2 separate regions of the Homo sapiens genome follow, and region 1 is linked to region 2. The links are chromatin loops, found by intact Hi-C in ENCODE. Cell type or tissue: heart left ventricle. All regions are shown on one strand. Links, peaks and the distances in the headings refer to the core of each region. The heading gives the core; the rest is flanking DNA. Region 1 has its middle 46 kb from the start of MIR6720. Region 2 has its middle 110 kb from the start of EXOC2.

Evidence for each region. Hi-C counts contacts between places; a loop is a spot of excess contacts. Peaks named below come from ENCODE experiments on the same cell type or tissue, not always from the same donor. Only the 100,000 strongest peaks of a DNase experiment are listed, where the experiment ranks them.
Region 1: it touches region 2 in a loop (3-fold over the local background); 23 of 110 quality-filtered maps call a loop at or near these places.

The regions. Positions count from the first base shown.
Region 1 is chr6:1,428,976-1,444,146 of GRCh38, forward strand. No RefSeq gene overlaps it. Among named protein-coding and RNA genes, the nearest start is that of MIR6720, 46 kb to the left of the region's middle. RefSeq lists enhancers at 4,784-5,454, 8,332-9,296. In heart left ventricle, for the core only: a CTCF peak has its summit at 7,888 (motif pointing left); no DNase peak of the experiment used is centred there; H3K27me3 peaks cover 5,005 bases.
Region 2 is chr6:791,620-806,790 of GRCh38, forward strand. No RefSeq gene overlaps it. Among named protein-coding and RNA genes, the nearest start is that of EXOC2, 110 kb to the left of the region's middle. In heart left ventricle, for the core only: a CTCF peak has its summit at 6,074 (motif pointing right); no DNase peak of the experiment used is centred there; H3K27me3 peaks cover 6,635 bases.

The DNA.
Region 1 (15,171 bases), core at 3,555-11,554, 640 kb after region 2:
ATGTGCCACATTTTCTTAATCCAGTCTATCGTTGTTGGACATTTGGGTTGGTTCCAAGTCTTTGCTATTGTGAATAGTGCCACAATAAACATATGTGTGCATGTGTCTTTATAGCAGCATGATTTATAGTCCTTTGGGTATATACCCAGTAATGGGATGGCTGGGTCAAATGGTATTTCTAGTTCTAGATCCCTGAGGAATCACCACACTGACTTCCACAATGGTTGAACTAGTTTACAGTCCCACCAACAGTGTAAAAGTGTTCCTATTTCTCCACATCCTCTCCAGCACCTGTTGTTTCCTGACTTTTTAATGATTGCCATTCTAACTGGTGTGAGATGATAACTCATTGTGGTTTTGACTTGCATTTCTCTGATGGCCAGTGATGGTGAGCATTTTTTCACGTGTTTTTTGGCTGCATAAATGTCTTCTTTTGAGAAGTGTCTGTTCATGTCCTTTGCCCACTTTTTGATGGGGTTGTTTGTTTTTTTCTTGTAAATTTGTTGGAGTTCATTGTAGATTCGGGATATTAGCCCTTTGTCAGATGAGTAGGTTGCGAAAATTTTCTCCCATTTTGTGGGTTGCCTGTTCACTCTGATGGTAGTTTCTTTTGCTGTGCAGAAGCTCTTTAGTTTAATTAGATCCCATTTGTCAATTTTGGCTTTTGTTGCCATTGCTTTTGGTGTTTTAGACATGAAGTCCTTGCCCATGCCTATGTCCTGAATGGTAATGCCTAGGTTTTCTTCTAGGGTTTTTATGGTTTTAGGTCTAACATTTAAGTCTTTAATCCATCTTGAATTGATTTTTGTGTAAGGTGTAAGGAAGGGATCCAGTTTCAGCTTTTTACATATGGCTAGCCAGTTTTCCCAGCACCATTTATTAAATAGGGAATCCTTTCCCCATTGCTTGTTTTTCTCAGGTTTGTCAAAGATCAGATAGTTGTAGATATGCGGCATTATTTCTGAGGGCTCTGTTCTGTTCCATTGGTCTATATCTCTGTTTTGGTACCAGTACCATGCTGTTTTGGTTACTGTAGCCTTGTAGTATAGTTTGAAGTCAGGTAGCGTGATGCCTCCGACTTTGTTCTTTTGGCTTAGGATTGACTTGGCGATGCGGGCTCTTTTTTGGTTCCATATAAACTTTAAAGTAGTTTTTTCCAATTCTGTGAAGAAAGTCATTGGTAGCTTGATGGGGATGGCATTGAATCTATAAATTACCTTGGGCAGTATGGCCATTTTCATGATATTGATTCTTCCTACCCATGATCATGGAATGTTCTTCCATTTCTTTGTATCCTCTTTTATTTCATTGAGCAGTGGTTTGTAGTTCTCCTTGAAGAGGTCCTTCACGTCCCTTGTAAGGTGGATTCCTAGGTATTTTATTCTCTTTGAAGCAATTGTGAATGGGAGTTCACTCATGATTTGGCTTTCTGTCTGCTATTGGTGTATAAGAATGCTTGTGATTTTTGTACATTGATTTTGTATCCTGAGACTTTGCTGAAGTTGCTTATCAGCTTAAGGAGATTTTGGGCTGAGACAATGGGGTTTTCTAGATATACAGTCATGTCGGCTGCAAACAGGGACAATTTGACTTCCTCTTTTCCTAATTGAATACCCTTTATTTCCTTCTCCAGCCTAATTGCCCTGGCCAGAACTTCCAACACTATGTTGAATAGGAGTGGTGAGAGAGGGCATCCCTGTCTTGTGCCAGTTTTCAAAGGGAATGCTTCCAGTTTGGGCCCATTCAGTATGATATTGGCTGTGGGTTTGTCATAGATAGCTCTTATTATTTTGAGATACATCCCATCAATACCTAATTTATTGAGAGTTTTTAGCATGAAGGGTTGTTGAATTTTGTCAAAGGCCTTTTCTGCATCTATTGAGATAATCACGTGGTTTTTGTCTTTGGTTCTGTTTATATGCTGGATTACATTTATTGATTTGAGTATGTTGAACCAGCCTTGCATCCCAGGATGAAGCCCATTTGATCATGGTGGATAAGGTTTTTGAGGTGCTGCTGGATTCGGTTTGCCAGTATTTTATTGAGGATTTTTGCATCAGTGTTCATCAAGGATATTGGTCTAAAATTCTCTTTTTTGGTTGTGTCTCTGCCCAGCTTTGGTATCAGGATGATGCTGGCCTCATAAAATGAGTTAGGGAGGATTCCCTCTTTTTCTATTGATTGGAATAGTTTCAGAAGGAATGGTGCCAGTTCCTCCTTGTACCTCTGGTAGAATTCGGCTGTGAATCCATCTGGTCCTGGACTCTTTTTGGTTGGTAAGCTATTGATTATTGCCACAATTTCAGATCCTGTTATTGGTCTATTCAGAGATTCAACTTCTTCCTGGTTTAGTCTTGGGAGAGTGTATGTGTCGAGGAATTTATCCATTTCTTCTAGATTTTCTAGTTTATTTGCGTAGAGGTGTTTGTAGTAATCTCTGATGGTAGTTTCTATTTCTGTGGGATCGGTGGTGATATCCCCTTTATCAGTTTTTATTGCGTCTATTTGATTCTTCTCTCTTTTTTTCTTTATTAGTCTTGTTAGCGGTCTATCAATTTTGTTGATCCTTTCAAAAAACCAGCTCCTGGATTCATTAATTTTTTGAAGGGTTTCTTGGGTCTCTATTTCCTTCAGTTCTGCTCTGATTTTAGTTATCTCTTGCCTTCTGCTAGCTTTTGAATGTGTTTTCTCTTGCTTTTCTAGTTCTTTTAATTGTGATTTTAGGGTGTCAATTTTGGATCTTTCCTGCTTTCTCTTGTGGGCATTTAGTGCCATAAATTTCCCTCTACACACTGCTTTGAATGTGTCCCAGAGATTCTGGTATGTTGTGTCTTTGTTCTCATTGGTTTCAAAGAACATCTTTATTTCTGCCTTCATTTCGTTATGTACCCAGTAGTCATTCAGGAGCAGGTTGTTCAGTTTCCATGTAGTTGAGCGGTTTTGAGTGAGTTTCTTAATCCTGAGTTCTAGTTTGATTGCACTGTGGTCTGAGAGATAGTTTGCTATAATTTCTGTTCTTTTACATTTGCTGAGGAGAGCTTTACTTCCAACTATGTGGTCAATTTTGGAATAGGCGTGGTGTGGTGCTGAAAAAAATGTATATTCTGTTGATTTGGGGTGGAGAGTTCTGTAGATGTCTATTAGGTCCACTTGGTGCAGAGCTGAGTTCAATTCCTGGGTATCCTTGTTGACTTTCTGTCTTGTTGATCTGTCTAATGTTGACAGTGGGGTGTTAAAGTCTCCCATTATTAATGTGTGGGAGTCTAAGTCTCTTTGTAGGTCACTCAGGACTTGCTTTATGAATCTGGGTGCTCCTGTATTGGGTGCATATATATTTAGGATAGTTAGCTCCTCTTGTTGAATTGATCCCTTTACCATTATGTAATGGCCTTCTTTGTCTCTTTTGATCTTTGTTGGTTTAAAGTCTGTTTTATCAGAGACTAGGATTGCAACCCCTGCCTTTTTTTGTTTTCCATTTGCTTGGTAGATCTTCCTCCATCCTTTTATTTTGAGCCTATGTGTGTCTCTGCATGTGAGATGGGTTTCCTGAATACAGCACACTGATGGGTCTTGACTCTTTATCCAATTTGCCAGTCTGTGTCTTTTAATTGCAGCATTTAGTCCATTTACATTTAAAGTTAATATTGTTATGTGTGCATTTGATCCTGTCATTATGATGTTAGCTGGTTATTTTGCTCGTTAGCTGATGCAGTTTCTTCCTAGTCTCGATGGTCTTTACATTTTGGCATGATTTTGCAGCGGCTGGTACCGGTTGTTCCTTTCCATGTTTAGTGCTTCCTTCAGGAGCTCTTTTAGGGCAGGCCTGGTGGTGACAAAATCTCTCAGCATTTGCTTGTCTGTAAAGTATTTTATTTCTCCTTCACTTACGAAGCTTAGTTTGGCTGGATATGAAATTCTGGGTTGAAAATTCTTTTCTTTAAGAATGTTGAATATTGGCCCCCACTCTCTTCTGGCTTGTAGAGTTTCTGCCAAGAGATCCGCTGTTAGTCTGATGGGCTTCCCTTTGTGGGTAACCCGACCTTTCTCTCTGGCTGCCCTTAACATTTTTTCCTTCATTTCAACTTTGGTGAATCTGACAATTATGTGTCTTGGAGTTGCTCTTTTTGAGGAGTATCTTTGTGGCATTCTCTGTATTTCCTGAATTTGAATGTTGGCTTGCCTTGCTAGGTTGGGGAAGTTCTCCTGGATTATATCCTGCAGAGTGTTTTCCAACTTGGTTCCATTCTCCCCGTCACTTTCAGGTACACCAATCAGACGTAGATTTGGTCTTTTCACATAGTCCCATATTTCTTGGAGGCTTTGTTCATTTCTTTTTATTCTTTTTTCTCTAAACTTCCCTTCTTGCTTCATTTCATTTTCCATCACTGATACCCTTTCTTCCAGTTGATCGCATCGGCTCCTGAGGCTTCTGCATTCTTCACGTAGTTCTCGAGCCTTGACTTTCAGCTCCATCAGCTCCTTTAAGCACTTCTCTGCATTGGTTATTCTAGTTATACATTCGTCTAAATTTTTTTCAAAGTTTTTAACTTCTTTGCCTTTGGTTTGAATTTCCTCCTGTAGCTCGTAGTTTGATCGTCTGAAGCCTTCTTCTCTCAACTCGTCAAAGTCATTCTCCGTCCAGCTTTGTTCCATTGCTGGTGAGGAACTGCGTTCCTTTGGAGGAGGAGAGATGCTCTGCTTTTTAGAGTTTCCAGCTTTTCTGCTCTGTTTTTTCCCCATCTTTGTGGTTTTATCTACTTTTGGTCTTTGATGATGGTGATGTACAGATGGGTTTTTGGTGTGGATGTCCTTTCTGTTTGTTACTTTTCCTTCTAACAGACAGGACCCTCAGCTGCGGGTCTGTTGGAGTTTGCTAGAGGTCCACTACAGACCCTGTTTGCCTGGGTATCAGCAGCGGTGTTTGTAGAACAGCAGTTTTTCGTGAACCGCGAATGCTGCTGTCTGATCGTTCCTCTGGAAGTTTTGTCTCAGAGGAGTACCCGGCCATGTGAAGTGTCAGTCTGTCCCTACTGGGGGGTGCCTCCCAGTTAGGCTGCTCGGGGGTCAGGGGTCAGGGATCCACTTGAGGAGGCAGTCTGCCAGTTCTCAGATCTCCAGCTGCGTGCTGGGAGAACCACTGCTCTCTTCAAAGCTGTCAGACAGGGACATTTAAGTCTGCATAGGTTACTGCTGTCTTTTTGTTTGTCTGTGACCTGCCCCCAGAGGTGGAGCCTACAGAGGCAGGCAGGCCTCCTTGAGCTGTGGTGGGCTCCACCCAGTTCGAGCTTCCCGGCTGCTTTGTTTACCTAAGCAAGCCTGGGCAATGGCGGGTGCCCCTCCCCCAGCCTCGCTGCCGCCTTGCAGTTTGATCTCAGACTGCTGTGCTAGCAATCAGCAAGACTCCGTGGGCGCAGGACCCTCCGAGCCATGTGCGGGATATAATCTCCTGGTGCGCCGTTTTTTAAGCCCGTCGGAAAAGCACAGTATTCGGGTGGGAGTGACCTGATTTTCCAGGTGCCGTCTTTCACCCCTTTCTTTGACCAGGAAAGGGAACTCCCTGACCCCTTGCGCTTCCCAAGTGAGGCAATGCCTCGCCCTGCTTCGGCTCGCGCACGGTGCGTGCACCCACTGACCTGCACCCACTGTCTGGCACTCCCTAGTGAGATGAACCTGGTACCTCAGATGGAAATGCAGAAATCACCCATCTTCTGCGTTGCTCACGCTGGGAGCTGTAGACCGGAGCTGTTCCTATTCGGCCATCTTGGCTCCTCCCCCCAGCAATTTTTTTTTTTATGTAGAAATCGGGGGTCTCAATATCTTGCCTACACTGGTCTCGAACTCCTGTCCTGAAGCGATTCTCCTGCCTCAGCCTCCCAAAGCACTACGATTACAGGTATGAGCCACCACACCCAGCCCCGTAGAATTCTTATAATGAGGGGGAAAAAACCCAAAACTTAAAATTCAGAGCCTGGCTTTTCTGATAATATAGATGAACCATTATCTATGCCAATCTTCTGTGATTCATTCACACCCCTGCTCCTGCCCACATGAGCACTAACCTCTCTGGACTTCCTTCTCCTCATCTGAAAACCTGGGACTATGAAACTCACCTCACCATTTTGCTTAGAGAATCAATAAGTTAACATTTGAAAGTTACTCCTTTCCTATGCCTCATCTTCTTTCAAAGATGAAACTAAATAACTCTATAATGCTTCCCTGACAAGGAGTTTGGTGTAGTTTTATTTAAAATGACCATGTTGTAAAGAGGGAAGTGGAAGGAGAGTTGATTAATAGGGATAATGTTCCAAATGTCTGGGAAATATAAGGCAGGTATCCTATTAATACACATCAACAGGAACTGTAAGAAGCTGCTGGGAAGCTCTTCTTCCATGTTAGCCTGGGTGTATGTGCCTAGCAATGCTTAAAAGGATGCACTGAACAGTGATGGTGAGGATGTGGAGAAACTGGAACCCCTGGGCAGCTGCCGCGGAAAACTATACAGTGATTACTCAAAAAAGGTAACCTAGAGGCCGGCCATGGTGGCTCACGCCTGTAATCCCAGCACTTTGGGAGGCTGAAGCGGGCGGATCACCTGAGGTCAGGAGTTGGAGACCAGCCTGTCCAACATGGCGAAACCCCATCTCTACTAAAAATACAAAACTAGCTGGGTGTGGTGGCATGCACCTGTAATCCCATCTGCTTGTGAGGCTAAGGCAGGAGAATTGCTTGAGCTGGGAAGGTGGAGGTTGCAGTGAGCCGAGATCACACTACTGCACTCCAGCCTGGGCGACAGAGTGAGACCTTGTCTCAAAAAAAAAAAAATGTAACCTAGAATTATCATCTGACCTAGCAATTCCATCTGGGACATCCACAAAAGAATTCACAGCAGGGTCTTGGATAGATATTTGCCTCCCATGTTTATAAGAGTGTTATTTACAATGTCAAGGAGTGCAACCAGCCTGGCGTCCATCAGCAGATGACTGGACAAACAAGAGGCCGTCCATCCATACAATGCAGTGTGAGTCAACTTTAGAAAGGAAGGAAATCCTGAGACGTGCAACGGCATGGATGAACCTTGAGAACATCATGCTCAGTAAAGCAAGTCGGTCTCAGAACAGATAAATACTGTGTGGTTCCACTCATACGAGGTATCCAGAGGAGTCAGGTTCATGGAGATGGAGAGTAGAATAAGGATTGCCAGGGGCTGGGGAGAGGGGGAATGGGAGCTAGTCTTTAATCAGTGCAGAGATTTATTTACAAAATGAAAAGAGTTTTGGAGATGGGTAGTGGTGATGGTTGCACAAGAGTGTGAATGTACTTAATGCCACTAAACTGCACACTTCAAAATGGTTAAAATGCCAAATTTTATGTTATGTGGCCACAATAAAAAATAAAGAAAAAAGCAATCTGTGGTTGCAGGGTGGACCTGTTCCCGAGAGGGGAAGGAGAGGTCCCCCTTAGCTCCTGGAGGGGTGCTGGGACTAAAAGACTCACTCTGATGGCATCTGGGCACCTCCGCCAGTGGGCCCGGAGGGTGCAGAGAAGTCTGCAGCTCTAGACGCCACAGCAGAGCCTCTGCCCGCCCCCCGCTCTCCAGAATTATGTTCATGAGGGCAGATAGACAAGATTAGCCTCAGACACAAAACAGCAGCAGAGAAGGCATTGCCCTAATGGTAGGGAACACATACTTTGCAGACACCTAGATTCAAGAGAACGTGTGTAATGTAAACGTTGGAAGAAAGCCAGGAGCCTCTCAAAACTCCAGGTTAGAAGACAAGGGAGGCAGGATATGGGGGAGCAAGATGCCTTTTTTTAAAAAGTTGTTACCGGGTTTTTCAGAGCAATAGTTAAAAGGGAAGGTTTCTTTTATGATACGACACCGCCATCTCATGGACAAAACTCATATGACACAGAGTTTCTCTAAAGCGAGCCTGTCCCTCTACTGGGAGCTCTTAGCGTTGGCCCTAACAGCTCTACCTCCACATTAATACAGCATTCTCAGAGTCCACAAAGGAACATTCCATCTTTGCAAGCCAAATACTGGGGCAAAAGTCAGATTCTCATCTCATCTCCACTTCCCTCTGAGGCTTAGAAAGTCCTTTCAGCACTTGAATTTCAGTGAAGAGTCTGGACGCTGTCTCACACCAAAAACTCCCCCTGACGTGGGCACTGCAAGAGCACCCCCGTCCTGGTGATCAGAAAAAGCAAGTGTTGGCTTTATCACAGCCAGAAAATGAAACAGTCTGCGAGGAAAAGTATCCCCTCCATGCTCATCACCATTAAATGGCAAGTTCGACTTCTCTTATTTCCTAATTTAAAATTGTTTTTTTAAGAGATGGGGTGGATCTCACTATGTTGACCAGGCTGATCTCAAACTCCTGGCCTCAAGAGATCCTTCCATCTCAGCCTCCCAAAGTGCTAGGATTACAGGCATGAGCCACCGCACCCAGCCTCCCAATTTTAAGTTGTATGAAGATGTTTCTAGGAGTCTTTGTTCTGGCCTCAGGCTGTTGTCATTTTTCTGTGCTGTGTTTTTACATTGCTGTGTGGAAATTCGTTTTGATAGTGTGCTGTTTCTTGGATGTATTTGTCCAAATCAGAGCTTAAATGAAGAAAGTCTGTTTTTAAAGCAAGTCTTGGATTCACTCAGCAAAGGCTCTGGAGCATCCACTCTGGCCTGGCCACACGGCAAGCTGCAGGGCAACAGGTGGAGACGCAGCCCGCAGTCTGCACCGGCCCCAGAACCATCTTCCCCTTAAATTGTAAGAACTATCCCCGGGGGGAAAGTGAGGACATTAGGTGCAGTGTGGGCCTGGGTGTCTAGGACCGCGCATGTGGGGGCTGCAGGTGGAGAGAGGCAGTGATCTCAGTTGGGCAGGGAGTTTGTGCCTCTGAAGGACTTCATTGTTTCTCGTGCTGTCTCTGGCACGGTGTCTTGGGCCTGGAAAAATGAGCACAGGTTGGAAAGAATCTCAGAGCCCAGGGGCTGCCAGTGTCAGAGCTCGGGCCGTGCTGGGTGCCTCACACCGGGGCTGCCCTTCGGGTCTCCATTCCCATCAACACACACACACACACACATTCTGGCAACTTCTCCCATCTAAATAAAAAGGCAGTCCCCCCACCCCACCCCCACCCCCACCCCACCTCCGCCCCTTTCCATTCTGAGTCCTCAGCTCCTTTGATTTCTCAGGGCACCTGATGCAGGCTCTCGGCAACTCCCTCCTAGAGACCCCTCCTTTCTGGCCTCCAGGACTCACCTCTCCTCGCTTGCTCCTCGTCCCTCAGGTCTCCCCTGCTGTTTCCTCTCATTAATCAATAAGCACTAGAGCGCACCAAGCCTCTCTCCTCTCATCCCACCCAGCTCCTGCCTTTCAAAACAGTCGCTATGCTAATCACTCCCAAACGTGTTGCTCTCCCCCAACGCCTTAATCACCTGCCTACCTGGCACCTCTGTTCCTGTCCCATAGATTACCCTAGATGAAGCACGTCCAGAATTAAACTCCTGATCTTCCATGCAAAAGCCTGATCCTCCCACAACCCCGCAGAGCACCACGACCCCGAGCCCTCACTGGCCCTGATCCAAAGCCCTGAGCTCCACTGTGACCTCCTTCTCTCACACACCACCTCTGATCCATCAGAACAGACCTCTGTCCAAACATGCTTCTCCAGCACGCCCACCACCCTGGCCAAGCCGGGGTCAGGGCTGCAGCCTCCTCCAGGTCTCCCAGCCTCCGGTGGCTACACATCCTCTCGTCCCGGCTTCGGCCCCTCCAGGGGCCTCCCGTCTCACTCAGGGGAACCCTAGGGGCCTGGTTTTACCTACGGGGACTAGCCTGAGCTGCCCTGGAGCACCCTACTGCAGCCCTCTGGGCGTCACCTCTCTGCCCTCTTCCCTCCCTTCTCCTGCTCCTCCCTGGGCTGCTACAGCAAACTTCCCACTGGCCGGGCCCCTTATCCCCGTGTGCCAGGCTCCCTGCCTCCCACCTGCATGCCTCAGAGCAGCCACCTGCTCCCCCCACCCAGCCTTTACCCTGCATGTACCCAGCCCTCTGGTGTGCAGCGTCTGCCTGATCCCCTAACCCCTCCACCTTTACCTTTCCCGCCACATGTACCCCGTCCTCTTATTCCAGTAAGTTCCCTCCAGGCACGCACTTTTGCTGGTTTTCTTCACTCCTGCATCCACTGCACCTGGCCTGTGATGGAATCTTCATCCACAGAGAATTGAGTATCTGATAAAGGACTTGCTTGCAGCATATATAAAGTGTTCTCCAAACTCATTCATCATTTTTTTAAAAACCCAATTTTTTAAAAATGGACCAAAGATATACACTGAAAAGATGTTCAACAGCTTTGGTCACTAGAGAAATACAAGTTAAAATGGAATTATTACCACCGAGCTGTACAATTAAAAATGGTAAAGATGATAAATTTTATGTGTATATTTTATCTCAATGAAAAATAAAATTAAAAAGAAAAAGAAATACAAATTCAAGCCACAGTAAGTGACCACCGCCCTCCTTTCAGAATGGCTAACTAAATAGCCTGGCCACAGCCAGTGTTGACGAGGAGGCGGAGGAACCGGACTTCGCAGACACTGTGACGGAAATGAGAAATGCTGCCGTCACTCGAGAAAAGAGTTGGCAGTTTCTTTAAAATTCAAATATACGCCCACCTTCCCACCCAGACAGTCCATTGTTAACTTTTTACCCTCCAAAACTGAAAATATGTGACCACACAAAGACTTACCCAGGAAGGCTCATAGCAGCTTCATTTGTAAGAGCTCCAAACTGGAAACAACTTACATATCCATCAATGGGTAGATGTGGAAACACAATCTCAAGGATAAATGCATTGAGTAGCATCCATTCAATGGGACACCACTCAGCAATAAAAAGCAATGAACTGGGCTGGGCACGGTGGCTCATGCCTCTAATCCCAGCACTTTTCGAGGCCAAGGAGGGTGGATCACCTGAAGTCAGGAGTTCAAGACCAGCTTGGCCAACATGGTAAAACCTCATCTTTACAAAAATTGTCTGGGCATGATGGTGGGTGCCTGTAATCCCAGCTACTTGGGAGGCTGAAGCGGGAGAGTCACTTAAACCCGGGAGGCAGAGGTTGCAGTGAGCCGAGATCACACCATTGTACTTACACCTGGGTGACAGAGTGAGACTCAAAAAAAAAAAAAAAAAGAGCAATGAATTATTGAATACATGCCACATGCCACAGAGCCACATCTTCAAATAATTTGCTGGGCAGAAGAAGCCTGACCCAAAAGAATCATACTGCCTGGTTCTACTTTTATGAAATTTTAGAAAATGAGAACCAATCTTCAGAGAGAGAAAGTTTGGAGGAGGGGACTGGAGCAGGGAGGGGTGAGAGGAAAGGACTACAAAAGGGCCCAAGGGGACACTGGCGGATGATGGACATCGCCATCCTCTGGACTACGAGTTCAAGGCTCTAACCTCTGGCAAGAATGTGAAGTTGTAAAAAATATAGCAAGGCTTTGGAAGTGACCAATCTGGCTCTATCCCACAGTTCTGCTGGTTTGGATTTCCCAGTCACAATTCTTTATAATTGTAAACATTCCCCAATGCAGGGCCAGCTTCAGGAGGGCAACACCCATTCAGTCACATAAGGCCCAAGTTTAGAAGCCCTCCGCCCCCAAATTCCATTTAATGCTCTCCTGTTACTGTCTCAAAGTGCTTAATAATTTTATTTTATTTCTATTATTTTATTTTATTTTTGAGATGGAGTCTTCCTCTGTCGCCCAGGTTGGAGTGCAATGGCGCGATCTCGGCTCACCGCAACCTCCATCTCCTTGGCTCAAGCCATTCTCCTGCCTCAGTCTCCCAAGTAGCTGGGATTACAGGTGCCCGCCACCACACCTGGCTAATTTTTGTATTTTTAGTAGAGACGGGGTTTCACCATGTTGGCCAGGCTGGTCTCGAACTCCTGACCTCATGATCCACCCGCCTTGGCCTCCCAAAGTGCTGAGATGACAGGCGTGAGCCACTGCAACTGGCCAATAGTTTTTGAACAAAGGGCCTTACATTTTTGTTTGACACACTGGGTCCCACATGTTATGTAGATGGATCTTCCTCAAAGTGTGTTCTGCGGAGTTAATTCTTTACTTCTGTTCATTTATGTTAATTGCTGTTGTGGAAAAGGAGCATTTGGGAAATGCTAAGTTAAAGTTAAATAACTTCATTTTCCCGAGGACAATTTGTAGCAACAGTTCAGATTAGAAACTAATAGTTAGTCATCTTACCAATGATGGAAAAGTCCTATTCGTTATCACAGAGATGTATATGTATAGTTTTCCCTTGCTATCCACAGGGAGGTTGGTTTCAGGACCCTGGCTCTTACCAATGATGGAAAAGTCCTATTCATTATCACAGAAATGTATATGTATAGTTTTCCCTTGCTATCCACAGGGAGGTTGGTTTCAGGACCCTGGCTCTTACCAATGATGGAAAAGTCCTATTCGTTATCACAGAGATGTATATGTATAGTTTTCCCTTGCTATCCACAGGGAGGTTGGTTTCAGGACCCTGGCTCTTACCAATGATGGAAAAGTCCTATTCGTTATCACAGAGATGTATATGTATAGTTTTCCCTTGCTACCCACAGGGAGGTTGGTTTCAGGACCCCAGCAGATGCCAAAACCTGTGAATCCTCCAGTTGCTGATAGACAATGGCATGGCATTTGCATAGAACCGTGGACTTTAACTCCTCTCTGGGTTACTTACAATACTTAATACAATGCCTACACGTCACTTCAGTCACGTAGATTCAATGTAGTACTCAATGCGCAGCAAATTCAAACTTTGGTTTTGGAACTTTGCAGAATTTATTTTCTGAAAATTTTCAATCTGCAGTTGGTGGAATCCATAGATGCAGAAGCCCTGACTGTACTGGAGATTAGACCATGTCCCATAAAACCATGCCTCTCACACTTGGACGTGCACACAAATTAAAACCAGCCCAACTGTCCCATAGAATTGGGACAATTTTTTGAATAAACATAGAAATTGACCCTCCTGATCTTAAAACTTGAAACTTACATTTGTCTCATCTGAGTTGCTTCCTCAGGAAAGGAGCTGAAACTCATCAGATCACCACATCCAGAGAAGATGCCAGTCCGCTCATTCATGATTGCTTCCTGTATTAATCTGTTCTCACACTGCTATAAGGACATGCTCGACACTGGGTCACTTGTAAAGGAAAGAGATTTCATTGGCTTACAGTTCAGCATGGCTGGGGAGGCCTCAGGCAGAAGGCGGAGCCAACACGTCCTTCGTCACATGGTGGCAGGAAGGAGAAGAATGAGCAAAAGGGAAAAGTCCCTCATAAAACCATCAGAGATCGTGAGGACTCACTCACTACCATGAGAACAGCAGCACTGGGGTAACTGCCCCCATGACTCAATTACCTCCTACCAGATCCCTCCAATAACACATAGGGATGATGGGAACTACAATTCAAGATGAGATTTGGGTGGCAACACAGCAAACCATATCATTTCCTCACCCCTCCCTAATTCTGTTTTACACTCCTTCCTCGCTATATAAACTCCCCAATTTTAGTCAAGCAAGGAGACAGGTTTGAGACAGATCTCCCATCTCCTCAGCTGCAGCACCCAGTTAAAGCCTTCTTCCCTGGCAAAACTCATCTCAGTGAATGGCTTTCTGAGCAACAAGCAATAAGACCTGGACCACACCCCTGGCGTTTCGGTAACAGAATCACTTGGGGATCTTCTAAAGGTACACAATCAGTTTCATTAGGTCAGGCCCTAGAAACTGTGTTTCTCAAGTGGTTCTGATTCTACTGGTCAGCAGAACACAGTTTGAGTAGCAGAGCTCTAAAATGTATGTATGCATAGGTGCACGTAACTCTCGGAGGAGGCTTAGTTCTGTCTGTTCAATTTATATGTCGGTTTCATCACTTAGTGTCCATGTGACTGAGGAGAAAGTTATTCTCTCTGAGCCTCAGATTCTTCAGGGTGCCCAAGGTAACCATTCCTAGAATTATTTCAAGGATTTAAGCAAAGTAATTTTATACTGATGCTCATTTTAACAGCCACTTATGGTGAGTGAAGCAAGATAGATACCATTATCTCCATTTTACAGATGAGAAAACTGAGGCTTAGGGAGGTTAAATAATGTGTCCAGTGCTAAAGCGTATAAGCAACAGCGAGGGCTCGAAACTTTGTCTTGATTTATTTATTTGTTTTTGAGACAAGGTCTTGCTCTGTTGCCCAGGCTGGAGTGCAGTGGCACAATCTTGGCTCACTGCAGCCTGGACCTCCTGGTCTCAAGTGGTCCTCCCGCCTCAGCCTCCCAAGTGGCTGGAACTACAGGCATGCACCACCATGCCCAGCTAATTTTTGTGTGTTTTTGTAGAGACAGGCTCTCACGTTGTTCTCCAGGTTGGTCTCAAACTCCTGGGCTCAAGTGATTCTCTCACTTTGGCCTCCCAAAGTGCTGCAGCCCCTGTGCCCAGACAAAAGTTTATCTTTTAACTCTGAACCCCTTGATCTTTGTTTCACTCGAAGATTTTGAGTGTCTACTATATACACCAGGCTCTTGTCTTTACATCATTCTGACTTATGGAAGGGTTTGCTTTGCAGTGAGGTTTCAGGTTACTCTCCTTTTATAGATGGGATCCTTTTTCTTCCTTTTGAAAACAAATTGATTATTCTTTATCAAAATTATAAATGTTCATTGCTTAAAGAATTCAAGCAATACAGAAGAGAACAAACAATAAAAATCTCACCACCTCAGACGTGGCCTTCATTAACATTTTAGTGACTATTCTTCCAGTCCCCTCTTTATGACCTATGGGTGACCCATTGAGGGTTCCTCTGGTCAATAATTTTGAGAAGCTTCTGTGTATTATAGTCCCCACCTGGAGGTCCCAGAGAGCACTAGAGTTTTCAAGGCTCACAAAACTTACAGCAAAAAGTTTTGCCACTACAAACAAGTATCCTTAAGTGTCTATATTTTTTCAATTATATTATTATTTTCTTAGGGGAAACAAAGCATGCATAGTGCCCTCCCCAAAGGCTGTGCAACTTTATACTGCTACTAATTGCTCATGAGAGTTACCATTTCCTAAATCCTGCTGCTAGTAGACTTTACCAGTTCCTTTGCTTTTGATCAATCTGATAAC
Region 2 (15,171 bases), core at 2,821-10,820:
CTCTACCAAAAATACAAAAAATTAGCCAGGTGCGGTGGCGCATGCCTGTAATCCCAGCTACTCTGGAGGCTGAGGTAGGAGAATCTCTTGAACCCAGGAAGCGGAGGTTTTGGTGAGCCGAGATCATGCCACTGCACTCCAGCAGCCTGGGCAACAAGAGTGAAACTCCATCTCAAAAAAAAAAAAGAAAAAGAAAAACAATTTGTGCTGCTTGCTAATTCTAGAATGTCCCTATGCCCGTGGAAGAGGCTCCTCATGCCGGTCTTCTAAGAGAAGCCTATGTGCGTCTTCATGCATTTTTCATTGACTTTCCTGTCCTTAACGTAGCCTTAAAGCAGGCCCTCACAGGCCAGAGGGTGGCTCTTCTGGGTCCTCACGATGTCAGGAGGACACCTGCATTGTCTCACTTACTCTTCTCAACACCCTGAGTGTGTATACTATTTAGCAGAGTGCAAGCATTTGACAGACAACAGTCTAAGGGGAGCATTCCTTCAACATTAAAAACGACTCCTGCTCACCCACAACAGGTTTTGCGGTCATGGGTGTGTTATACCCTCTGATTAGGGTTGTGTGCTATGGATTTGAAACCACTTTACGCTAGCGATCTGGGCTACTGCTTATAATTTCACCACTGCACGATGCAACGTTGCTGCAATAGACAGGCCGGGGTGAGCCAGAACTGGCACGATTGTGTGCAATTGAGAAGGCGACTGTCTCATCTGTAAAATGGGACAATGACATCTTGCTTATTGTAAAAATTAGAGTTATTGTATGAAAAGCAGCCTCTCTAGCAGAGAGGCTGGTCTAAATTGCTGCCAAGACCTGGTAGCTGTTGCTACAATGCACAGAGGAATACAAAGTCGGCATAAAAAGATGTAGATTGTGTGTGTGGCGGAAATCCGCAGGTGAGCTATCAACACCCTGGTCCAGAAAGTCTTGGCCTAATTCTTCACAAGACTGCACTATATTCCGCTGACTCCATTTTCTGCTCAAGGTCTTCCATTGAATTGGACCTACTGATGAGACCTGCTTTTCCTTCGGGTTTTGCACTATTTCCTTGACAACTACACGATTGCCAAAAATATGGTCATGCAGCTCTTCCCGACCCTTGTCGTGCTTTGTCATTCTCCGGTTCAGGCGGGTGCATTGATCTGCTTTCGCTGAGGGCTGACGTGGAAGTTTCAGCTCATTTCAGTTCCTCTCAGCAAATTGGTAGTGACAGAAAGGCTGAGGGTTACCATGGAAATGGTCACAGCCTCACTCAAAACCACCAGAAATACTGTAGTATTTGAAACAGTGTGGATTTCACCAACAGGCTTTGGAGAGAAGACACATTCTGAAAGCTCTTGACAGAGGCTTGGTCATGGTACAATGAGGAGACAGTAATTTGTTTTCATTTCGGGAAGGAAGTGCGGCGTTCCTGAACAATGTGCCCACTTACGATATTTTATTTTCTTGGAAAGAAAAATAAGTTACGAGGAAAATCTGTCTGTTTTCATCCATTGCAGCACATTATCTCTTTATTTCTTAACCAAGACAAGAAAAGAAATCACGGTAACAATCCAAAATAATTATGATCCCAAACGTATTTATATTTGGCTTTTTGGGATTTGTTTCTGTACGTACATTTTAATATGTGCCTGAAGTTCTGTCTGAAATTTCACTTCTCACCAAATAAAGAAGGCTCACCAGGAAGCCGGGGAAGAACAGGAGAAGCTGAGAAGCCGTCGGACTCCTCCATCCTGCCTCCTTCCAAAGGCTCCCAGCCCCAGGCCAGCGCCTCAGCAGGCATCTCCTTCCAGACCCAAACCAAGCACAAGTGCCTGACCCCACGCTCTGCTCTCGCAAATGTCCCAACTCTGCTTCAGAGGAGAAATGGAAGAATAAACAGACTGTGAGATGCAGACAAAGAACTAATGTAAACCAAGGCAACGCTGTGCATAGAAACGCAAAAGCAAGATTCGCTCCAGGAGTTTCATGCCACAGGATGGTCGACGGCTGGAAACAGGGGTTTTATTTTCCCACCACCACATCCCGATCGGAGCATCCCTGCGGGGCGTTTTAGTCCTCCGCACAGGCTTAAGGAGCGCCAGCACGTGTGTAATAAATGACATTCAATTTCAACTCCGCTGTTAAAATGGCACCAATGGCAACTGATGTAATTTCTTTCTCACTTATTTTTTTTTTTTTGTATTTCATTTGTAAGTTTTACCACTTAAAAATGAGGCATTTGTAGATCATAGAATCTAGGAGTTAATACGAAGTTTGAAAGCCTTTTATGGGTAACATTTACTTAAATATTTTGCCCATTACTCATATTCCATTTTTTGTTCATGTATTAGTTTATTTAATAGAAAGAGTTTATTCAATGTTTACCTCCCATAGTTTACTTTAGAATATCTCTGGACCCTTACATCTGGTCATATGCTGCTTATTTTCTTTAAAAATGGTATTTCTAAATTATTTTGTGACTTTTAACAAAACTGAAATGAATAAATTGCATCAGTTTTTGCATATATGTGCACATCAATTCATATAGTTAGAGGATTATTTATTATATGTGTAGGACGCATGTAGCATGAATTTGTGAGGTGCATTCATGACCTGGAGTGTGTAAACAGAATGTAATGATAAGGTTCTGGGTTTATATGCCCCAATAACTGGACTTTTTCACAAATTAGTAGCAGATTTGATTAGATGCCCACTGAATGCAGGCAGTTGCCAAATGGTTTTTGGGATGGTGGCTTTATTTGTGTTCCTCTATGATAACCCTCCTTTCTTTGGGAAACTGTGTACAATTGGGGGTGGGTGATCCACTGGACAGGCACGGGGTTGGGGGCGGTGCTGAGATGACCCTGCAAGTCCAGCGAGTCTCAAAGTGGGTAGATCCGATTTTAGGAGATGATGGTTTAATCTGCCTGAGGATGACATCTTCACGGGAGCCTCTGCACCAGCCTCAAGGAGTTTTCTTTTTCAAAGGTCCTTTCCTTCACATGTTATTTATCTGTTAAGGGGACAGCAGGGAGGAGAAGTCTCTGAGCCCTGCATTGGACCTATTGCCTGAAGTATTGTCAGTCCCCAATCCTCTGGTGCCATAGAGAGGAAAGAGTAAGATAATGAAACTTTGAGGTTCGAACTTTGCATTTTGTAGTAAAAAATAGGTTTCTTAATATATGTGATTGTAATGGCATACAAGGCTTTTAAATTCATGTGCATATAAGATAAATTTTAAATATTCTTAGAGGGTTTTCATGAAATATCACCTTCACATATTTCATCAGTTCAGTACAAAATGCAAAAATGTCTATTGTATAAAACGGGAGATTTAATCACGACCACGTTAGGAATCTCCCCAGTTACCCCTGGGAACACAGCCCCCCAGAGTGGAGACATGCTTAGACTGCCATCTGTTTCAGCATCCCTGTTTCAATGCTCCTAGTGATGGATTCCTGTCCAAGACATAGAAGCAGGTAACAAATCTAGACTGATAATAAATGGAAGCTGCAACCATAAAACCCCAGTGCAGATACAAGAGACTCTCACTGCGTCTGGCAGTGCCTCATTACCTTGTCAGTGTCAGGATGTGGCTCCAGATTTCCTGCTGCAATGAAATTATATTGGGGCTATCGCTGGAGCACACGGCTGGCCAGCCGCAGGAGGGTGGGGGCTTGAAGGGGGGCACATGCTGCCAGATGTTCCGCCGGAGTCTGTCTCTTTTAAACTTGCTTCACCAAAAACTCTCCCCTACCGATTTCTAACATCCCTACTGCTTTAAGGAAATGCACTTGGAAACTGCTCTTAATTTGGCTGTGTTTGTTGCCAACAGTCTTTTGTCTTGTCTTCCTAACCTCTGCATAGGGGAGCTGATGAGCAGAAGGATCCGATTTCAGCCAAACATGTGTTTCACCGTATTGAAATGTGTGCTGCTTAATAGAGTAAACACCAATATATCTGAGGGCCAGGAGACTGAATTAACTGATTAGTATCAAAGAGTGCTGGGGCCGTAAACGGTAATTGGCCACTTTCTGAGAAAAGGTAGAACTCCTTTAAGACAAGGTCTTCCATTCTCATTAGCCCCTTACAACTAGAAACTATCATTTAGCCTCACCAGGCCAAGAGAGTAAATGATTCTCCAATTTTGTATTCCTTTTCTTTGGATAGGAAAAATGGGTTGAGCTAACTGCTTACAAATTGTAAAAAACAAGTAAGAAATGCTTATGACACATTTTGCCTATGTTTTATGTTTCTCTTTGACTTTTCAACGAGGTAAAAGTAGGATCCAATATCAGAAGGAGAAAGGTCACCTACAATTAAGTGAATGTTTAAAAAAATACAAAAAATGAGGGAAGCTAATAGTCTACATAGGTTTGAAATATATGAGAAATTAAAGCTGTTTTATTTAAGAAGCAAAGCTTGGATTAATCTTCCAGGTAATGATAAAGAAGAGGGACTCTTACTCAGAATTTTTTTTAAATATTAAGATGTGTGAATCTGTACATTCTGCAGAGGTACCTGCAATCGTGAGTATTGAAACATACTAAATATGGGAGTAATAATCCATATAGGTCCTCCTTCATTTCAGTTTTCCATAGACCACATGAGTTCTGATAATCCTGAAAACGATTTGCTCTCTTCTCCAATGCTGAATGAAGACTACCTCATCCCTTCCTTCTTGCTTCTAACAGCAGATCAGATCTCCAGGTTCGAAGTTCCTAGATGTGCTTTCTGATCCTGGTTATTCTTTGTCAGCCTTCAAAGCCAAAGCCTTACTGACGTGCAGATCCAAGGAAAAGTTTCTTTCCTCATTGTGTGTTGCCTATGTTTATAACCACATACACACATAAACATGTAAACTCTGCATTTCAGAAAGCAATGATTTGTTATCCATATCTTATCTATACATTTCTGCTTTGACATTTTATTAAAAACATAAAAATGAGTACGGTAACCCAATTTGAATCCTTTAACTCAAAAAGTTTATTTATGTATACATAAACTGATTAAACACTTTTTTTTTTTGCCTTAGGAGGTACATGAATATGTTTTAAAATCTCCATAAAATAGCACAAGGTGCTCTGTGTAAACTTACCCAGAACATACAAATAATTGTAAAATAACTGAAGGGCTAATAAAATAAACTCATGTATCTGCTGTAAATGTTATTTCTTCTTCTTTTTTCTTTTTTTAACCAGGAAATAAATTAACAGTAATGTGTGTTAAATCAAACATTCGCTTTTGAAGAGTTCTCAAAGTTTCTGCAAGATAAAAACCATTTCTGGTGACAATGGTTTTAAAAAACAGTTAAATCTCTACGGATAATTTTAAGCATAGATTTTTTAAAGCACTAGTTCTAGGATTATGGAATCTTATTAACAAAGCAGAAATAATTTTAATGTTTATAAAACTGGAAGCACTAATCTGTTGTATTATGAAGGGCATAGAAAACTATTTATGAATTTATTTTCTTTTTCTGTCTCCTCTATTTTAAATTAAAATAGGAAATTTAAGATTAGGAAAAACTAGTAAATATCAAAGTTTCAATTTTAAACCCACTTTAAAATTGAGAAATACTCAAAGAGCAATAGATATGTTAAATAATTGTACTAAAAATAATTTTCACAAGCCTCTAAGCCTCAGAGGGACTTTATTGTTATTTATACATGTTTTGTATTTTTATATTTCTTTTTTCTCTTAGTAGCCTTCACACATTGTTTTAATAAAATCTTCATCTCATGCATTTTATTCTTCTAAACAGTAATAAAACAGCTTTCAGATTTTATGGTTTTGTTAGGATTGAGATGAAATGCTATCAGATTAAGCATTTTCCTTGTGAAAAATGGAAAGTGTTAAGTAAGTAGCACTTTGGACAGGGTTTTAACAACAGCTTTAGGAACAGCCTGCAGCTTTATAATTTCTAGGAAAAGAACAGGATACATACACATAGCAACCAACTTTAATTACATTTTATACCCATTAATAGTCACGTGCTCTATTCATTATTTTAAAATTTAAGATAGGAAAAGCATTTCAAGGAACTGATTTTGAAAGCACACTATTACATCCTGCCAGCAGGGGTCACAAAAGCATACACAATGGCTGTGGAACAGTTCATTTCTTTTCAGAGAGCACCTTCCAGTACAGCCAAACGTTTATCCGCTCCCGAGGACAACATTACAACCACATCTTCAAAACTGGGAAACATGAAGTTTGAACTCACTGAAAAGTCAGCTAGATTACTGAAAAATAAAAAAGAATATAGATTTGAATAAATGCTTGTTTTAGGTCTTTAAAAAATGACTTGGATCAGTTACAAAGGCCACATATATTGTATGTTCCCATTTATACAAAATGTCCTGAAGAGGCAAGTCGATGGGGATGGGGGTAGTGGGTGCCCAGGGCTGGGGGCTAGGTGGAAAGGAGGTTTGAATGGAGGTGATGGCTGAGGGGCTTAGGGCTTCTTTTGGGTAATAAATATTCTGAAATTGATTGTGGTGATGGATGCACGACTCTGTCAATATACTAAAAGTCACTGAATTGAACGCTTTAAGTGAATTGCGTATTATAAAAACGACATCTCACTAGAACTGTTTCAACAATGGCTTCACACATACGGCACTTTAGAAATCTGTATGTGGAAATCTCCAGGTTTATCTGCCTATGAGTGTTGATGGGTTTGGGGATCATAAATTACAATATGTCTTAATGATTTACGTTTTTGTCAATGACTTCACTTCAAATAAAGATAGATTAATTTACCCCAAACAGTTTATTGGGAGCTCTGGAAGGGACAGCAGTCAACCAGGAGAAGATCCTTGGAAAAGGACGGCCCTCAGAAGGTGTGGAGCTCCAGGCTCCGAGCCCGACTCCGCCAGGGGCCTGCAAGCTGCCGCTGGGCAGGTGCTTAACCTTTCTCCATTCATTTTTCCTGTTTGTAAAATGTGGGGCTGAGCTTTCTCCCTAAGGTGCTGTTTTAGATCTACAAATTCCATTGACTCTTCTCAGGCTGTTTGCTTATTTGTGACTTACTGGAAACCTAGGAGCCTTCCAGTTCATTTCCAGCAAGCTCTGTACATTTACATGTTATCTGAGTGAGGATGGAGAAACAATTTTCTTGTCTAACTTTTGCTAAGCTTGCTTTGGAAGCAGATGTTTGAACCTTTTGCTAAATTACTTGAATTTGGAAGTCTGAATAAAACATTACTTACATTTTAAGGTTTTAATAAAATTAGTTTTTTATTAAAAAGACCTAATTAAACTTATAAGAATTTCCCAAATTGGAACTTTATATGTAATAAATGATCTAGCAAGCAGTCAGATTCATATATATTTAATAAATACATAGCTTAACTGTGCCCCTTTACTTTTTAAACCAGCATTTTTAAATTTAGAAAAGTAGTGATATGTATTTTTCAGACATAGGAACATTTTTAGAGAAACGTGTTTTGAATTAGAGAGAGAAAAATTCCAAATTGATTAACTTTCTACTCTTTTACCTCTCCCTTTATGAAGAAAGATTTTTTTGTGGTTCACATTTGAATTCTCTCATTTCGCTGGATCTTTAATACAGCCAAAAATTGTAACATACTAAGACATTTGTTTTCTTTTCCTCTTCAAGATAAATACTTTAAAGACATCAAAACAAAAAGTCATCTGTCTGGTTCTCCCAAATCTTGTACAATCCCACAATACTCTCTAGCCCTCACAGCATGCTGGTAGGTGAAATTTGTCTTGACGTTTTTTACTTTGCTAGTTTTAACTCAGCTCCGTGAAGCATTGATCTTTTCTTTTCGCTGTCTTATTGCTTACTATGGGTATCCAAAAATGCGAAAAGAGGGTTGAAAACCCCCGAAAGTGTCACAGTAGAAAACGTGCAAGAGCATTGGGGAAACAGTCTTCCTTGCTCACGTGTTTGCATGTGTGTTGGTTTGCTTTTCTTTAATTCATAGAGTCTGACTGCAGCGGTCATGTCTGCCCATCTCTCTTGAGGCTTATTTCTCTGATGTTAAACATTTCAGCTCCTTGAATGTGTGGGGCATCCTCTATTTGTAGGTAGAATCCTGGAACTGGGGAAGTAATTTGAGGCTATCTGGTCATCTTCCCACCTAATAAGACAAGTGCTTTTATCATGCTGATTCTGCATGGAGGACATGGTCTCATTTTCCCAGGAACTAAAGGCTGCTATACTGCTTTTGAGTGGCGAACTCGTTTCATGTTGTCACAGCTTGATGTCTCTTACAACACAGGGTTGCCTCTCTAGTTGTCCAGGGCCACCCATCCGGAGCTCAGGCCATTTAACTCCCTTAACAAGTGGTTCACATCTCAAGAGCCAGGGTGTGTTGGCTTAGGCTGGAAGGGAAGGTCACCACCCAGCACTCGTTCCCTGTCCAGGCTACAAACTGCTCATCTGTCTCATCTAGAGACCAAGCACCCACATTTGTGGGCTCATGGAGAGCAGTGTCTCTGGAGACGGGAAGTCCGGTGTCATAGATCAGGAGGCATCATCTCCAGAGCTATACAGTGAAGGCATTTTAGTACAAAGAACAGGGCCACAGGAGGCTGCTTCCTTTAATAATAAGGCCAGCAGGATGGCATGTTAAACATATCCTGTTACTTTAGGGTTCCAAGCATATCTGCGTTAGGCACTTGCTGCCTGGGATTCCAGGATACATTTGTCAGGAAAAAGTAATCAAAATTCACTCTTTGAGCAGTGAAAAGCTTATGATGCTCTATGGGTTAAGAATTGAGAATATGCTTAGATTTGAGTTCTAACCTCTGATTCCTAATCGTTCATACAGGAAAGAGACTTGGAATTCTGTCATCATGATGAAGAGGTGGCAAAATAGAAACTTGAAGTTGTGTCTGATTCGTTGGATAGGTGTTTGTATAAAGCTCATCTTTGATATGAAGTAGGCTGAGTGGCAATTGCTGGTTGCATCCTTTTGTCTTTTTTTTTTTTTTTTTTTTTTTTTTGAGATGGAGTCTCGCTCTTGTTGTCCAGGCTGGAGTGCAATGGTGTGATCTTGGCTTACCGCAGCCTCCACCTCCTGGGTTCAAGGGATTCTCCTGCCTCAGCCTCCCGAGTAGCTGGGATTACAGGAGCTCACCACTAAGCCTGGCTAATTTTTGTATTTTTAGTAGAGATGGGGTTTCACCATGTTGGCCAGGCTGGTCTCGAACTCCTGAGCTCAGGTGATCTGCCCACCTCGGCCTCCCAAAGTGCTGGAATTACAGGCAGGAGTCACCGTGCCTGGCCGCATCCTTTCATCTTCTTATTCTGCCTTCCAGGTTTTGTGAAGTGAGTGGAGCCTAAACCATGGAAGGAATGAGTTGATGAGTGAATGAGTGAATGAAAGAAAATGTAGACCGTACACAGGCAGATCAATGTGTGCAGACACACGTACACACATACACATTCTACCTCCCGTCACGCCCGGGTGGTGAGAGTTAGGGGAACATGCTTGTCTTGAGCCTGAAGTAGACAAAGAAGCTCCATCCGTGGAGCCTAATTGAAAAGGGGATTTAGGAAAAACGAAGTCACTGAGGCACTGGGGCAAGTCAGCTGACCTCTTTAGGCATCAGCCTGAGGTGTCCTCGTTGGCAGAAACAGAATCTATGCTCAGAGACAGCAAAAAGAATAGACACACTGACATTTTGCAGCCAGGATTAGGGGAACCATTCAGAAGCAGAAATAGTTTAACTATGAATAAGTTCATGAAATAGAACTACAGAAATAATTTTTTCTCACAGGATGTTATGCAGTATGTTTATGTTACAAATTGTAAAACAATTGTGATTTTCAACACTGTCTAATCTTTCATAAGATTCCTCTCACAGTGGCATTCAGCCAGGGCGGTATTATCTGTTTTCTATTTTATTTTTCAATTCTTTGTGCCACAACTTGCCCTAATGTAACTTGGAAGTTGACATACATACAATACCTGTAGGTGTGATTTTTTTTTTAAGGAAGAAAATTGAATTTTTTGGAGCTGCCAGGTGTCTGGTTTCGAACCAGCCGGTCTGGTATTTAGCTTTTTTACTATAAAACAACTTGAGACAATTGTGCATATACTGATGCCAAATATGTTCTAATTCAGCACTCTTCACCACTGCATATGACCTGGATAAATCTCTCATCCCCTAGGTCCAGTCGACGTCCTCAGGTAACGCCCCGGGTACCAAAACTGAGCTCTCCTGGGTCACACTGGGTGTAACCTGAATTCAAATTCTCACCACCTTCCCCACCAGGAAACAGGAAGCCCTGAGAAAGAGAAATATATTCTCTTTCTAAAATTGTGATTCACTAGAGAACATTTTCATTTTTGTAGTATATGGCAAGAGTGTTTTGTGGTAAAGAGTGAATGATAGCTTAATTTTTTTTAAAAGTTTCCATAAATCAAGTCTTTTTTCTTTTGCCAGAAATTTAAAGTGTTTTCTTTAATTTAAAAACATATTAATGCTCTTTTTAGTATTTTCTTGTAAATGTGAAATGTCTGCCAGTGCCTAGTTAAATTAAATATGCATGTACTCATTTACACAGCAGTTCTGCTCCTGGGCTCCTATACCAAAGAAATCACACCTACCTCCATCAGAAACAGGTGTGAGGCTTTTTTTCTGGTGACATTGTTTGAGGAGGTAGGGAGTGGGGACTCAGACATCCGTTCCTGGGTGAGGGGACGGGTAACATGCAGGGAGCGCATGGGCAGTTAGAGGTAATCCGCAAGCTGCAGGCATTGCAGTGTGGACAGCAGGAAGGCACGGTGCTGAGTTTGAAAGGCAGAAATGGAGTGTGTAACACAGTACCATTTACATAAACTAAAAATACATCAGCATGGCTGGGTGCGGTGGCTCACGCCTATAATCCCAGCACTTTGGAAGGCCGAGGTGGGTGGATCATGAGGTCAGGAGATCGAGACCAGCCTGGCCAACATGGTGAAACCCCATCTATACTAAAAATACAAAGAATAGCTGGGTGTGGTGGTACTCCTGTAATCCCAGCTGCTCGGGAGGTTGAGGCAGGAGAATCGCTTGAAACTGGGAGGTGGAGATTGCAGTAAGCAGAGATTGCAGTGAGCTGAAATTGCACTACTGCACTCCAGCCTGGCGATAGAGCAAGACTCTATCTAAAAAAAAAAGAAAAAAAAAAACAGTACGAGGACGGATCTATTTTAAACCCATTAGAAAAGTCGGCTATAGGGAATGGGATGACAGATGGACACAGAAGGCAATCACGTGTCCATACATCCATGAAGTGAGAGACAAGCCTTACGCGGACCAGTATCATCATATGCTGTTACAGGAGGGTACGTAACTTTTGGAACTTTAGGCTGAAAAAGTTCAAATACACATGAAGGTATAAGCATATAAAGATAAATGTGAACATGTTTTGCATACTGGCCTAATTCCAATTTCTAGAGGAAGCAACCATTAGCAGTTTGAAACCATTTGTTGTATATTGTTCCAGACTCATTTCCGTGCACATAGAAAGTCTAATTTTGTCTTTACAGAAATGACATCATGCTATGTCTATCGCCCTGCACTTTGCCTTTTCCACTTACAATTTCATATCTATCCACCTATCTATCCATTATCTATCTATCCATCTGTCATCTACCCATTCATCTTCCATCATCTGTGCACCTGTGTATCTACATATCCATCACCTGACCATTCATCTTCTATCCATTTATCTATCATCTATCCATCCATCTTCTATATATTATCTATGTATCTATCCATCCATCATCTATTATCTATCTATCTATCTATCTATCTATCTATCTGACACCTATCTCTTATTGTTGTCCTTCCATTCCTGTAGATATGGACCAACTTCTTCCGTCCTTCTTTTTCTTCTACTTCTCTCTTTCTTTCTTCTTTCTTTCTTTCTCTTTCTTTCTTTCTTTTTCTCTCTCTTTCTCTCTCTCACTCTCTCTTTCTTTCTTTCCTCTCGACCCTGTTTATTGATAATTCAACAGAACCAGTTTGAAATATGGAGAAATTAGGTCAACTCTACACTTTCACATGGCTTATTTTCAGCTTCCAATCTTAGCTAGTGACATGACTCTTTCTTCCAAGTCGAGGTCTTGCAGCACTTGCCTTCACTCCCGTAGCTGTAGTTAGACAGCACCTTAGGCTTGGGTCGACCCTCGGTGAACTCTATGCCGTGTCCCGCCGCGCCACAGCACAGCTTTCTCCTCATTGTCTTCTGGCTCTGACTGTAGACATGGAAAAAGCAGAGTCAACCTGAATCTTCTCCCTTGCACGAGGCCAACTGCTGCCTGAATCATCATAGGATTCTTTACTTTCTCTTGAAGATAAACAACTTCACCAGAAAATGTCCAAGTGTTGTTCAGCAATTGAGAGTTTCTTTTGCTATGTTTGTTTTCATCACTTTTACTTCATACCTTTTTTTTTTCATTTAATTTTGTGTCGTTTTTCTCAAGGCTGACACATCACAAACTCTGTTTTCAACAGTCCGTATTCCACATTCATTGCTTCTAACATGGAGCTAACTTCTGCAATGATGTGGCCACCACTGGAACAGGAAGGTTGCTGTCAGAATCTGGAGAAATTCATGGGAAGTTTAATGTTGCCAGTGAGAGAAACACTCTGTGAGCTGTTCTTAGGGTCTGCTGGTGAGATGGCTCAGGAAGGGTAAACACTGGAGGCATGAGAATACCATCGAAGGGGCCGACTGCAGTGCCGGGCATTGTGTAGGCCACAGCCACCAGTGCCTCCATGTTTCTGACCAAATGCTTCAGTGCCCTTTAGTGAGTGTGTCGCAGACAAGGCATTTTTGTATGAGATCCAGGGTTCATACCATCATGATTCTTAGCCTTCATATTCATCACACACTGGAAGGGACGCTGCGTGCCAGGCGTTCCGGCCGGCCATCTGCGGGGGAAGGAGGAGCATGGCCTGGAGATGTGGAGCTTCTGGGCAGCATGGCGCTGAAGCGCTGCTAGCTAAGAATTACTAAACAACTCAGGTTCAGCCAACTCTAATTTGTGTTTTATTTTCACTAAACTTTTTGCTTACTTTAGTGTAGGCATCCTTGGGGACCCAGCGAGACGGTTGGTTAGGGGCGCTCACCATGATGCCAGGACAGATGAGAGGAGTCCTAGGAGTACTGGGGCCTGGTCAGTCTCCTGAGGCTGAGACTGTTCGTCCACTCCACAGCCGGCCTTCCTCCTTCTTTGTTAACAGAAGTGAACCGTCACAGGGAAGGCAGCATGCCTGGCACCAAGGCATAAGCTATGATTGCTCTATCCTGGCAACTTGGTTTCTCTTTGCCAGCCATGGCTGGGCATTGACCCAGTCCTGCCACTGAGCTCTAGGAGAAGTTGGCTTGGAGAAGGATTTTCCTCGGCGACCCATAGCTGCATGAGAAGCCCTTTGACTCCTCCTGTCTGCCCACGCTGAGTGCTCCATGACACGCTCGGCTCTGTGCCGCATTCATCTACCCACTGCATTTTCCCCTGATTAGCTTCCCTCATGGCGTCAAGATGGCCACCAGTCACAACTGGGCAACAAGTTTCCTTGCTCATATTAAGAAAAAGTATTGCTTTCTCTTTCCCCGAAGGACCCTCTCAAAACTTTCCCATGCATTCATTGGTCCAGGTGGAAATATAGGAAGAATATTACCAAAACTGAGTTAGATTATATAGGGGAGAAAGGATGTTCAAAAGTCAAACACATTATCAGTTCAACACAAAACTGCCTAAGATTGGCTGGGCGCGGTGGCTCACCCCTGTAATCCCAGCACTTTGGGAGGCTGAGGCGGGTGGATCAAGAGGTCAAGAGATCGAGACCATCCTGGCTAACCCCGTGAAACCCTGTCTCTACTAAAAATACAGAAAATCTGCCAGGGGTGGTGACGGGTGCCTGTAGTCCCAGCTGCTTGGGAGGCTGAGGCAGGAGAACGGTGTGAACCTGGGAGGCGGAGCTTGCAGTGAGCCGAGATCGCGCCACTGTACTCCAGCCTGAGTGACAGAGTGAGACTCAGTCTCAAAAAAAAAAATACAACTGCCTAAGATTTTGGAAGGGCACAGCTTGCAGAAGGAAGGGACTGGGGAGATACTTTTTCTTTCTCTTCTAATCAGAAAAAGAATCTAGAGAGCAAGAGATGGGAATTCCTTGCTGACCTGTTTACTTTTAGGAGAGTGTAAGCCTCAGAATGAGAGTTTTCTAGAAGAAACATTGACAAAATCAGTCAGTCTTCTCCATGGATTTTGGAGATATAAAATATTTCTTTACATGTTTGGAAGTTATGCATTTTATGTCTTTTTATTTTTAGTGGTCGCTTGTACAAACAGTCTTCAATGTATATTTTTCCAGCAAAGGAAAGGAAACAATTTTAGATTTTGTTAGAAAAATATCTATTGATGATTTTAAGTTAAAAATATGCTGGTAACCACTACACAGAGCCACTGAGTGCCCTGCAAAGCCACATTCTTGAGGCTCTCTTGTGCCACCCAATGATCCAGCAGCCAAAGGGATAACGGCCATCACTGCAGGGGCCCTTCCCAGTGCTAAGATGCTGTCCTTTCTGTTGGTCCACACTTGAGTTATGCCAAGTTTAATATATTTGAATTATCACTCCCACACCTTGGTGCATTTTTGTTGTTTCTGCTGCTAATGAAGATGGTGGTTATCTTAAAATGTTGTTGTTGTTGTACAGAAATATAGTTGATTTTTTTGTGTAGCAATCTCAGAGCCAGGAATCTGGCTAGTATTCACTTATGTTCTTTTGGCTTTTCCATGAAACTAATGTATCATCTACGTATGATGACAGTTTTGTTTCCTCCACTCCCATTGTAAATAGTGTGATAAAATGTATGATTGCTAACAAATATTGATTCCTCCCCACCCAGTGGAACATGAGTGGGCTGGCATTGGCCATGTCCAAGGAGGTGTTACCTCCACTTGCATTGCTGGGCTGAGCTTCTCGAGATCATCAGAGAACCACAGGTCCCCACTGGTGCTACCTCCTTCAGCCTGTGTCCCAGAACCAGGAGACACATGGAGTAGAAACCCTAGGCCCAACTTTCAGCCTGCATCAAACCCAGATGTGCTCAGCTCTACAGATTGGCTTAAAGATTTTTATACTCAACCTGGGATGTTTCTTGTTGAGAGTGGGTAAGGGGGATGTCAACATGTGGTCTCTCTGCC